Linked DNA regions of Homo sapiens: region 1 is linked to region 2. The links are chromatin contacts, found by Hi-C in ENCODE. All regions are on one chromosome and are shown on one strand. Each heading gives the region's core, a stretch centred on a gene start or an enhancer-like site at or near the end of the contact. The rest is flanking DNA. Distances are from core to core; before and after follow the strand shown. Region 1 holds the start of CIMIP2B (ciliary microtubule inner protein 2B). Region 2 overlaps UNC13B (unc-13 homolog B).

Region 1 (5,139 bases), core at 1,280-3,779, 300 kb after region 2:
TCCAAGTCCAACCCCTGGAAGCAGCCAAAACTGAGGCCCTGTGCATGCTGGTGGCCTCAGGGACCCTCATAACCCCCAGACTCAGAGCCCGAGAGCCCTTCCCAAGCCATTGGCTTGGCTGCAGAGTAGACTGAGAGCTGGGGCCACGTATCCCTGTGCTGGCACCTGCTCCCTGTGCTCAGTATTAATTACGCCCCCTTAACTGTCCCAGTGACCTTGTCCAGACCTCCACCCAGGAGAGGGATGGGACACAGCACTGGGCTGCCAGGATTCCCCTGGCCCGTCTGGGCCAACCCTTCCATGGGTGAAGACAAGCAAGTCCCCCTGGAGGCGGGTGGCCCAGAAAGCCATCTACAGGGTTCCCTAGGCCAGGTGGAGATGAGGATGGGTAACAGTATTGGGGCCAGATCCCTAAGCCCCCCAGCTGTAAATAGGCTGTGGCCAGTGCCTGGTCATCAGAAGAGGGAGGAGGAGCCCAGGCGTCTGTTTATGTATTTATTTATTTATTTATTATACCTATTAATAAAAAAGGTGCTCAGCCTCCAAACCATTTTCTCTTTGTGTTCCCCCACCCTCCCACCCTCCCACCCACCTCTCTCCCTTCCAAAAGGATGGCTGGGATAGGATGAAAAGGGAAGGGAACTTGATGTCCAGTGGCCTAAGCCAAGAGCTGCTTCTGGAAGGTGCTGAGGCCCAGAGCATCATGGGTGAGATGGCCAAATGTGTGGCCAAACTGGAACTTATACCCTGTGTGGCCAAGAGAGTCTGTCACATGTAGCAAGTGGCATGGCAAAGCCATTTAATTCTCAGCCAGTTGGCTAGACCTCCAAACAGCCCTCTAAAATCTGGCCCTAATTCCCCACTGTGGGTAGCTACCTCGGTTTCCTTTTCTGCCTGATAATAAAGCTGAACCACATGATCTGAGCCCTCCCATATCTATTAGTTTCAACCCCCACAAACCACCCAACCCACCCCATACCCATACAAACAAACATTCCAGTCCCCAAAGCCTCCCCGGGGGCTCTTCTCACCTGGCACGTAGCCCCCATAGTTAGGTAAAAGACCCAGGTTCTGAGGGTATGTTCTGGGAAGTGGGGGGAGATGTTTGGGGTCCTGGGCACTGCCTGGTGAGTGCTTCTGCCCAAATTCCTGCAGTGCCTGGTTGGTGAGCACAGGAAAGCTGGAGCCGAAGAGGAAGCGGGCGCAGGGCACATAGCCAGTGAAGCCTGAGGATGGGGACACTGAGCCAAGGCATCCTGGGGCCTCCCCACGCCTCTGATCCTGACCCCCCAGCTCTCACCTGACATGAAGAACTTCCGAGGGTCCCTGTCATCCATGGAGTAGGGAGAAGCCTGTGAGAGAAGCCCCTGTGCTGTCACACAATCTCCCAAGGAGGTGGAGCTGACAATCAAGTGCACATCCCCTGAACCCACAGCCACACTACTCATGCTGCCCCCACTGCCCGGACACACAGTAAGACCCCCACTCCCACACCTCTGCACTCCCCACCAGCTTCTTGGTCTCACTTGTTCCACCACCTCCAGTGTCGGCTCCTCCAGCTGCCCCTCCGGCTCTGGCACCTGGTCCTTCTCTGTGTCCTTTCTTCCCTTGGCCTCCTTTGGTAGCTCTTCACTCCCTTGCTTTTCATGCAAGTGAGTAAAGTCACTCAGAGCCTCGGCCCAGACCTGGCTGCAGTTCTTGGCAAAGATGAACTGTGCCCGGGGTACAAAACCTGGGCAGGCAGGGACAAGGAAGACTCGTTAGTGTTTGGAACACATGCTCCTGGGAGGGGCACCTGTGCATACCTGCGTACAAACCTGTGTACCCAGGGATCATGCTGGAGCTGAGCCTTTCTTGCCCACGCCTGACAGGTAGACTCTCCCTGGGAACCTCAGGAGATCTTGGAGGCCGAATGGGAGGCAGAAGTGTGCGGTGGACAGGGGGCCAGGCTAGGCCAGGAGGGCCTCGAAGTAGCTGACCAGTCACCTGCCCATAGGTCTGGCCCACGCTGAACCGAAGTAGTGGGCAGTGTCCAGTGTACCTGCAGCACAGACTCTCCCACTCACCAGAATCGCCCTGCCCCGCCATCCCCAGAGGCAGAAGCGGAGACCTCTGAAGCCCTGATCTTTCTGGACTCAGCAGTGTATATATTTGGAGCAGGCATTTCTAAGTTCTCTGCCTGGGCTTTCGATCCTTCCTCTGCTGTTACCCTGTTCCCATGGAGAGAACAACACAAAGCTTTGGGGCAGACCCGGTGTCTCACTAGTCCCTTGCTTCTCCTTTTCCATCCACCACCATAGAGACCTCAGCCTCCCAAACCAACCTGTCCGCTTGGCCCCATGCTCTAAGCAGCTTAATTCCTCCACCCTATACCCCTACTCCCAGCAGCAAGCGGGGAGCGCTAAGTGGGAGTCTTACCCTGGGATATAATGAGGGTTCTGAGGGTTGAGCCCTGGTATGAAGGTGCTGGCCACAGCCATGGGGAGCCGGGCATTTCCTTTTGTTTGCCTTTGAGCCAAGGCTCTGGTCTGTGTGTACCGTGTCCAGGGCTGTGGGGCTAGAGGAAGGAGGCGGGGCTAAGGGAGGAGAGAAGGGAGGGGGCACTCGTGTGAGGACAGCCAGGGCGAAGGCCGGCAGAACTGTAGAGCAGAGGCTAGCAGGTCTGTCTGTCCAGGACAAAGGTGGTCCTGCTCGTGGGGCAGGGCCCGAACCGAAGGAAGCCCTGAGGTGGGACGTGGGAGGTGGGACGTGGGAGGTGAGGGAGCAGAAACCATTCGGGCCACTGAGCTCTGTCTCAGCGACTTCCTTCCTGAGCGCCTGCCTGAGAGGTGGACACTGTGTTCCTCATGAGTCTTCATCAAAGGAGATGGGGGACCTGGAGAAAGGATCTTTGAGGGAAGCCAGGGCCCAGAGGGGAGGTGAAAGAGGACAGGTGATGGGGGAAAAAAAGGAACCTAGACACCTCTAGGGAGTAACATCGTTTATTTTCAATAATTTAACAAGAGTGGCTTACTGAATACCTGCTATAATCAGAGTCATCCATTCAACAAATGAGCCAGGCTCTGCCAGGCTCCGGCCACAGTGGCCGAGTGTGCACTCCATGGGAGCCAGAAAAGCTGTGGGGGTTGAGGGAAGGAAACAGGATAAAGTTGTTGTAGGTGTGGGCGGTAACACTAGGGAGCAAGTTAGAATTTGTTAAAAAAATAAAATAAAATAAAAAATTCGGATTCTAAGAGAAGAAAAAGCACAGACCAGGAAGATGAGATCTCAGAGGACGGGGAAACATGTTTAAAACCCAACTCTGGGCCGGGTGCAGCCACGCTCACATCAACGTACTGAGGAGGCTGAGGTGGGAGGATCACTTGGGTCCGGGAGTTTCAGTCCAAACTGGGCAACACAGCCAGACCCCACCTCAAAAAACAAAACAAAACAAAAAGTTCTGGGGCTGGGTCAGGGCCAGGCTGAGGGCTCAGGGCCCACGTTTCTGAGGCAGAGCTCTGCTCTTCTCCCCACCTCCAGTGACCATGCCTGCGCTGACCAAGGACGGCACTGACATCCCAGGGGAATTACATAAGAGCACTGGGCTCCAAGGCACACATTTCATGTTCCTCACTGTTCTGCCAAGGACAGCCTTAGAATGTGTCATTTAGAGTTGTGGGGACTTACCTCACAGCTGAGGAAATATGTTAGAGTGAGGATGGGAGCCGAGGGGCAAGCCCAGAATAGCAGCAGTGTGTCAAGCTTAACAACCAGACTTGGGATTCTGTGACAGACACTATCACAGCTTATACCTATTCCTGACCCCCATCTCCTTTCTTCCGAGGAGCCAGAAACTGCATCAGGGAGGCTTGGAGAGCCAGCCTGGAGGAATGAGCTGGATTAGTCTAAGCGTGGTCCCATGCTCCTTCCCCATGACCGCTTAGGCACGGGCTTCCAGCATTCTGGATAATATGAGGGGAAATCTGCTGGGGCAGGGGAGGGTCCTGGGAAAAGTTTCTTTGCTCTTAAAGAAAAGATTCACATCAAATTAGAGCAAGTGAGAGAGACAGAGATGCGCAAGACGAAACGATGTCCATTCCTGCCCCTAGACTTTTGGGGGATGTGAGGCTGGAATGCTGGCAGGCATGTGGAAGCCTTGTGGAAAGCTAACCTGAAGACAAGTCCTGGACACATCAAGGATGGATGGTAGAGGAGAAAGGCCAGGGTCCTGAGGGTAATGTAGAGCCATGGAATTAATCAGCCTTTTTATGTCAAATAGTAAATTTCATTATTAAGGCCACTTTAAGTTTTCTTTCACTTACAGCCAAAGGCATCATAACTTTAAAAAACAAAACAGCCAGGCACGGTGGCTCACACCCTTAATCCCAGCACTTTGGGAGGCCGAGGCAGGAGGATCACAAGGTCATGAGTTCGAGACCAGCCTGGCCAACATAGTGAAATCCTGTCTCTACTAAAAATACAAAAATTAGCCAAGCGTGGTGGTGGGCACCTGTAGTCCCAGCTACTCAGGAGGTTGAGGCAGGAGAATCACATGAACCCAGGAGGTGGAGCTTGCAGTGAGCTGAGATCGCACATTGCACTCCAGCTTGGGCAACAGAGTGAGACTCCGTCTCAAAAACAAAACAAAACAAAAAAACACCACTAGATCAAATCCTAGCTTCACCAGAGATATAGACTTTGTCCAAATTCATCTCATTGAGCCTCAGTTTTCTCATCTGTAAAATGGAAAAACTAATGTTACCATCTCATAGAGTAGGATATCAGCTAGCTGAGATGATACACAATGAGCAATGACCCCAGCGTCTAGCTTACGGTAAGTGCTAACTAAACAGCAATTCACGGCTAGCATTTGGCAGGAATGGGAGGAAGGAAAGGAGCTGGGAGCAGTCACAGATGTTAGAGGTTCAGGGGAAAGGTTCATGAAATTGAAAAAGGGAAAGGTTTGAATGGAAGTTGGGGTATAAATTAGGATGTAGGGACTAGAACACATTCTGCAGAAAAGACCATGGCAGTTAGAATCCGGGTATGCGTTAAAACACAAGTTAGGAAACAGATTAGGATTAGTCTTAGGTTTATGGCTTATGAAGAAACAGCTCTATCCAATTGGTAGAATGGCCTGTTACTATGATTGTTTCCATC
Region 2 (5,059 bases), core at 2,279-4,778:
AAAGATAATTTGACAGGTAGGGGTTTGGGAAGTGGGGAATGCTGATTGGTTAGGTCGGAGATGGAATCATAGCAGGTAGAAGTGAGTTTTTCTTGCTATCTTCTGTTCCTGGGTGGGATGGCAGAACTGGTTGGGCCAGATGGGTGGTGTCAGCTGATTGATCTAGTGCAGGGTCTGCAAAATATCTCAAGCACGGATCTTAGGTTTTATAATAGTGATGTTATTCCCAGAAGCAATTTGGGGAGGTTCAGACTCTTGGAGCCAGAGGCTGCATGACCCCTAAAGTGATTTCTAATCTTGTAGCTAATTTGTTAGTCCTGCAAAGGCAGACTGGTCCCCGGGCAAGAAGGGGGTCTTTTTGGAAAATAGCTATTATCAATTTTGTTTCAGAGTCAAAACCATGAACTGAATTCCTTCCCGAAGTTAGTTCAGCCTATGCCCAGGAATGAACAAGGACAGCTTAATGGTTAGAAGCAAGATGGAACTGGTTAGGTCTGATTTCTTTCACTGTCATACTTTCCTTAGTTATGATTTTTGCAAAGGCAGTTTTGTTAGTGTGATACATTTGTTACAGTTAATGAACTAATATTGGTACATTATTATTAACTAAAGAGTATTTTTTATTTATTTTATTAACTAAAAAATAAAGCTAAAATTCCATAGTTTATTCAGATTTCCTCAGTTTTTACCTTGAGTCTTTTTTGTTATTTCAGGATCTCATCCAGGATATTGCATTACACTTAGTTGTCATGTCTCCTTAGGCTTCTCTTGGTTGTAGTATTTTCTCAGACTTTTCTTGTTTCTCATGACCTTTTATTTAAAACATTCAATGCCTAAGACATCTAGTATAATTTTTAACATTGTAAGAGTGGAGAGCCTTGTCTGTCTTCTGACTGTAAGGGGACTGCTTTATAAGTTTTAAAGTATGCTGTTTGCCATGGATTTTGGTAGATACTCTTTATCAGATTAAGGAAATTCTATTTTCTTTCTTATTTTTTAAGCATTTTTGTCATGAAAAAGTATGGGGTTTTATCACATCTTTTTCTGCATCTGTTTGATCACATAGTTTTTCTCTTTTGATCTGTTTAATATGGTGAATTATATGAGTAGATTTTCAGATATTGAACTGGCCTAGCATTTAATACCCACCTGGACAGGCTATATGTACATTTATATGCTAACACACATATGTGTGCACACATATACATACATATTCACATATGAATATTACACACACTTATTTAATATGATAGATTTGGCCTAGTAATCTATTAATTAGGATTTTTGTCTCTATATTCATAAATGAAATTGGCCTGTAATTTTCCTTTCTTCTACTATCCCTGTCTGTTTTTTGTAGACAGATTTTGTAGCTTTTTTCTTAGCTGTCTTAACATTATTAATTATACTCTAGTTGGACTTAAGCTTTCTGTTTTGGGCCTGGGAGAGATTCATTAAATATAGCTTCTGAAAATATCTACTCTGATCTCTTAGGTCTGCATTCTTCTTAATACTTAAAATTTTGGGATTCCTCATGGTTATGTCTATGTACTGTCTACAAAAATCATAATTATTTGTAGTGGCTATTATTTATAACCAAGTCCTTTTGTTACTTTGGAGTGGATCTTTGACCTTCAAGATGTTTTGAACCTGGCTGGGTGCAGTGGCTCACACCTGTAATCCCAGCACTTTGGGAGGCTGAGGCGGGTGGATCACCTGAGGTCAGGAGTTCAAAACCAGCCTGGCCAACGTGGTGAAACCCCCATTTTTTATATTTATAAAAAATATAAATATTTATAAAAATATTTATATAAATATTTATAAAAATATTTATATAAATATTTATAAAATATTTATATAAATATTTATAAAAATATTTATATAAATATTTATAAAAAATATAAATATTAGCCATGTTTGGTGGCTCACGCCTGTAATCCCAGCTACTCGGGAGGCTGAAGCACAAGAATTGTTTGAACCCAGGAGGCGAAGGTTGCAGTGAGCCGAAATAGCTCCACTGCACTCCAGCCTGGGAGAAAGAGTGAGAATCTGTATCAAAAAAAAAAAAAAAAAAAAAAAAAAAAAAGATGTTTTGAACATTTTTGTGATTGGCAATTTTGCTAGTGCTATCATATTGTTTACATTGTACTTGACTTTTCTTATTCTCCATGGAAATTAGTAATAACAGTATCTACCTCTGACATTTGTACCATATTCTATTGCTTATAAAGTATATTTTATATACAAAAAGTGTTTTGTATTTTGGATCCCAACCATTTGAAATGCTCTTCACCACTGATACTCATAAGAGTGTTACGTACAACACCATCAACTTTTGTCTGGATTATTGCAATAATTATTTACCCTCATGTTCCCTACAGTTCATCTCATACAGCAGCCAGATTGATCTTTTAAAAGTATAATCAAATCATAATTCTCTCATGCTTAAAACCCTAAAGGGCTTCTAAGTACACTAGAAAAGTTCGAATTCTTACCATGATTTACAAATTCTGTTTTGCCAGTGCCTAGAACAAGGCCTTGCACGTAGTGGATACTCAATCAATATTTGTTGAGTTAATAAGTAACTCATTCATTGGCAGTTTTAGAGAAGCATTGACTTGCCTCAGATCTCATAGCTTATGAATAAGTGACCACGTCAGGATGAGAACTCCAAATCTCATGTTTGCAAGTTGCCTGGCTGAGTTACATTTTTCTAATTATCCAATGGACCCTGAACCAGACTATTCTCACTGTCTTCCAGACTCTGTGTACCCCTGTTAATTTGTTTGTGCCTTTCTCTTTCTGTTTTGCCTTCTAAATCGGGCCCATCCTCAAGATTTGGACATAATTCTTTTCCTTTTATGGAACATTGTCTTATGTCTTCAGTACCGTGTACTTGTTTTTGTGGTGGTTGTGGTGGGTGGGATGGCGGAGGTTACAGTGCTAGTGGGAGAGGAACTCTTATAAATACCAGATATTGCACCACATGCTTAGGTAAGCAGTTCCACTTATTTCCCATGTGACCTTATGAGCAAAGAAGCACTATTACTTAAAAATGAGAAAACAGCCCCAGACAGGTTTTCACTTGCATCACCTGAATGGGGAAATCTTCTATACATTAGCCCCAGGAAAACTCAGAGGGCTGTGAAATATTCTAAGGATTCTAAGGCCAAACCTTCTCCAGCTGCCTGGCAGAGCTAGGTGGGTGCCCAGGTGCCCTTGGTCAGGACAGTTCTTCATTATCCTGCTTTATTTAGCCTGTCTCACTTGGCCAGGGCCATAACCAATAGTCTGGCCTATATGTCAACATCACACAGAGAAAATAGGAGCAGGATGTTCTGTTTCTGTTCAATAAAAATTTTGTTTCCAAACACTAAACCTTTTTATAGGTAGTTGTGATTTTTTTCCCTGTCTTTACTTGGGCTTCTGATTGTATTTATTTATTTATTTTCTCCTTTCTGCTTCTAGTATTCTAGTCAAGAAGAAAGCCAGAGGAAGCCATTGCCCACTGCTGCCGCCCAGTGTTGTAAGTGAGAAACTTGTCTATGAATCTCTTTTAATTGTAGCTTTCTGTCGCTTCTCTGAACATGGGTTATTCTGAGCTGGGGAGGGTGGAGATGTCATGTGTGTAAGCAGAAGATATTCCTGAAGCACATCTGTTCAGGCGCCTTTCTCTGATGGCTGTCTATCTATTAGCTTTAGGGAGACGTTTTTCGGTTTTGTATGGGGGGAGTAGGGCTCATCTTTTTTTCTACATTTGTTAGCTTCTACCCCTGGAGGAATGATTTAACCCCCTCTATCCCTGTTTACCTGTTATTATTCTTTAAGGCTCAGTTTAAATATCATCACTTCTGGGTAATCTTTGTGCTGTTTTCTCCTTCTCCCAAGTCTAACTTAGGTCTCTCCTGTGTGCTTCCATTTTACTGTGTGCACATCCATCATATGACATATATATATTTCTTTGACATGAACACAAAGTTTTAAAAGACATAGACATTGTTCCATTTTATATTCTTTGCATTTGGCTCAACACCTATGCATAGTATACCTCAATAAAATTTGATAAATGATTGACTTATTTCTCCTGAGATTGATTTGTCAAGATCACACAGATTAATTATTGAAATGAGCCATACGTTTTTGGTATATTGTTACCCTCTCCCCAGTTTCCCTCAAAACAGCTTGAGACACTAAAGGACTGACTTAGAGTCTGATCTATTTCGCTTTTTCAACCTGTGATATGTGTGTGTGTGTGTGTGTGTAGGGGGATGCGGGGGGGGGGGATTTTGATACTTTTGTGTTGCTCTGTTTTTTCTGAATCTCATGCCAAACTCCATCAACTACAAGTTGAAGATGATGGTAATGATTGTAGCATTTGTTGTTGTAATATTAGTAATAATAAGAACTGTAGGCTGGGCATGGTTCCCAGCACTTTGGAAGGCTGAGGCAGGAGGATTTCTTGAGCCCAGGAGTCTGAGACCAGTTTGGGCAACAAACAGATACCTCATTTCTACAAAAAAAAAAAAAAAAAAAAAAAAAACCAAGTGTGATGGCATGTGCCTGTAGTCCCAGATACTTGGGAGGCTGAGGTGGGAGGATGGCTTGAGCCTGGGAAATCGAGGCTGTAGTGAGCTATGATTGTGCCACTGCACTGCAGCCTGGGCAACAGAGCAAGACCCTGTTTCAAAACAAACAAACAAACAAACAAACAAACCATAGCAGCTAACACTATTGAGGTCTTACAGTATGCCAGATGCCATTCTGAGACTTTAAGTATTCTAATTTATTTAAACTTCACAACAACCCTAAGACAGATTTTACTGTTGTTCCCATTTTTGAGAGCAGGAAACTGAAGCATAAATAGATTGAGTAATTCGCCACAAATCACATAGCTAGTAACTGGTGAAGTAAATATTCAAACACAGAAAATCTGACTTAGTAGCTCCTACCTCTGTGTGAACCACTGTGTTATATTGATTCCTTCATATTGTTTCTGAAAAGGAAAACCTTTGTCCATGGTTTGTGAATCTGTTGGTTGCCTTCAATTTGGTACATTCTATAG

The links. A loop is a pair of places that touch in the nucleus more often than their neighbours do. Pooled maps may share reads with other maps.
Region 1: a loop to region 2 is called in a pooled map, with 2.0 times the contacts of the local background. The contact joins the promoter of CIMIP2B here to the enhancer-like site in region 2. A Hi-C loop is called at or near these places in 13 of 168 maps with a recorded cell type or tissue (IMR-90, K562, Panc1 and 8 more), 4 of 37 single-sample maps with no recorded cell type and 23 of 50 pooled maps.

The regions. Positions count from the first base shown.
Region 1 is chr9:35,561,349-35,566,487 of GRCh38, forward strand. CIMIP2B (ciliary microtubule inner protein 2B) reads right to left here and starts at 2,530. Exons shown (of 6, transcript NM_001164310.3): 1 at 2,419-2,530; 2 at 1,818-2,041; 3 at 1,527-1,732; 4 at 1,301-1,352; 5 at 1,032-1,226; 6 at 483-747. The coding sequence starts at 2,480. The coding sequence ends at 659. RUSC2 (RUN and SH3 domain containing 2) reads left to right here. Exons shown (of 12, transcript NM_014806.5): 12 at 1-547. The coding sequence ends at 34.
Region 2 is chr9:35,255,528-35,260,586 of GRCh38, forward strand. It overlaps UNC13B (unc-13 homolog B), which reads left to right. Exons shown (of 40, transcript NM_001371189.2): 7 at 3,466-3,523. Among named protein-coding and RNA genes, the nearest start is that of UNC13B, 96 kb to the left of the region's middle. Within about 2 kb of position 3,529, at least 3 of the 41 ENCODE cell types and tissues checked have a DNase peak (open chromatin) inside an H3K27ac peak, as active enhancers do; they include prostate gland, where a contact is called at or near this core.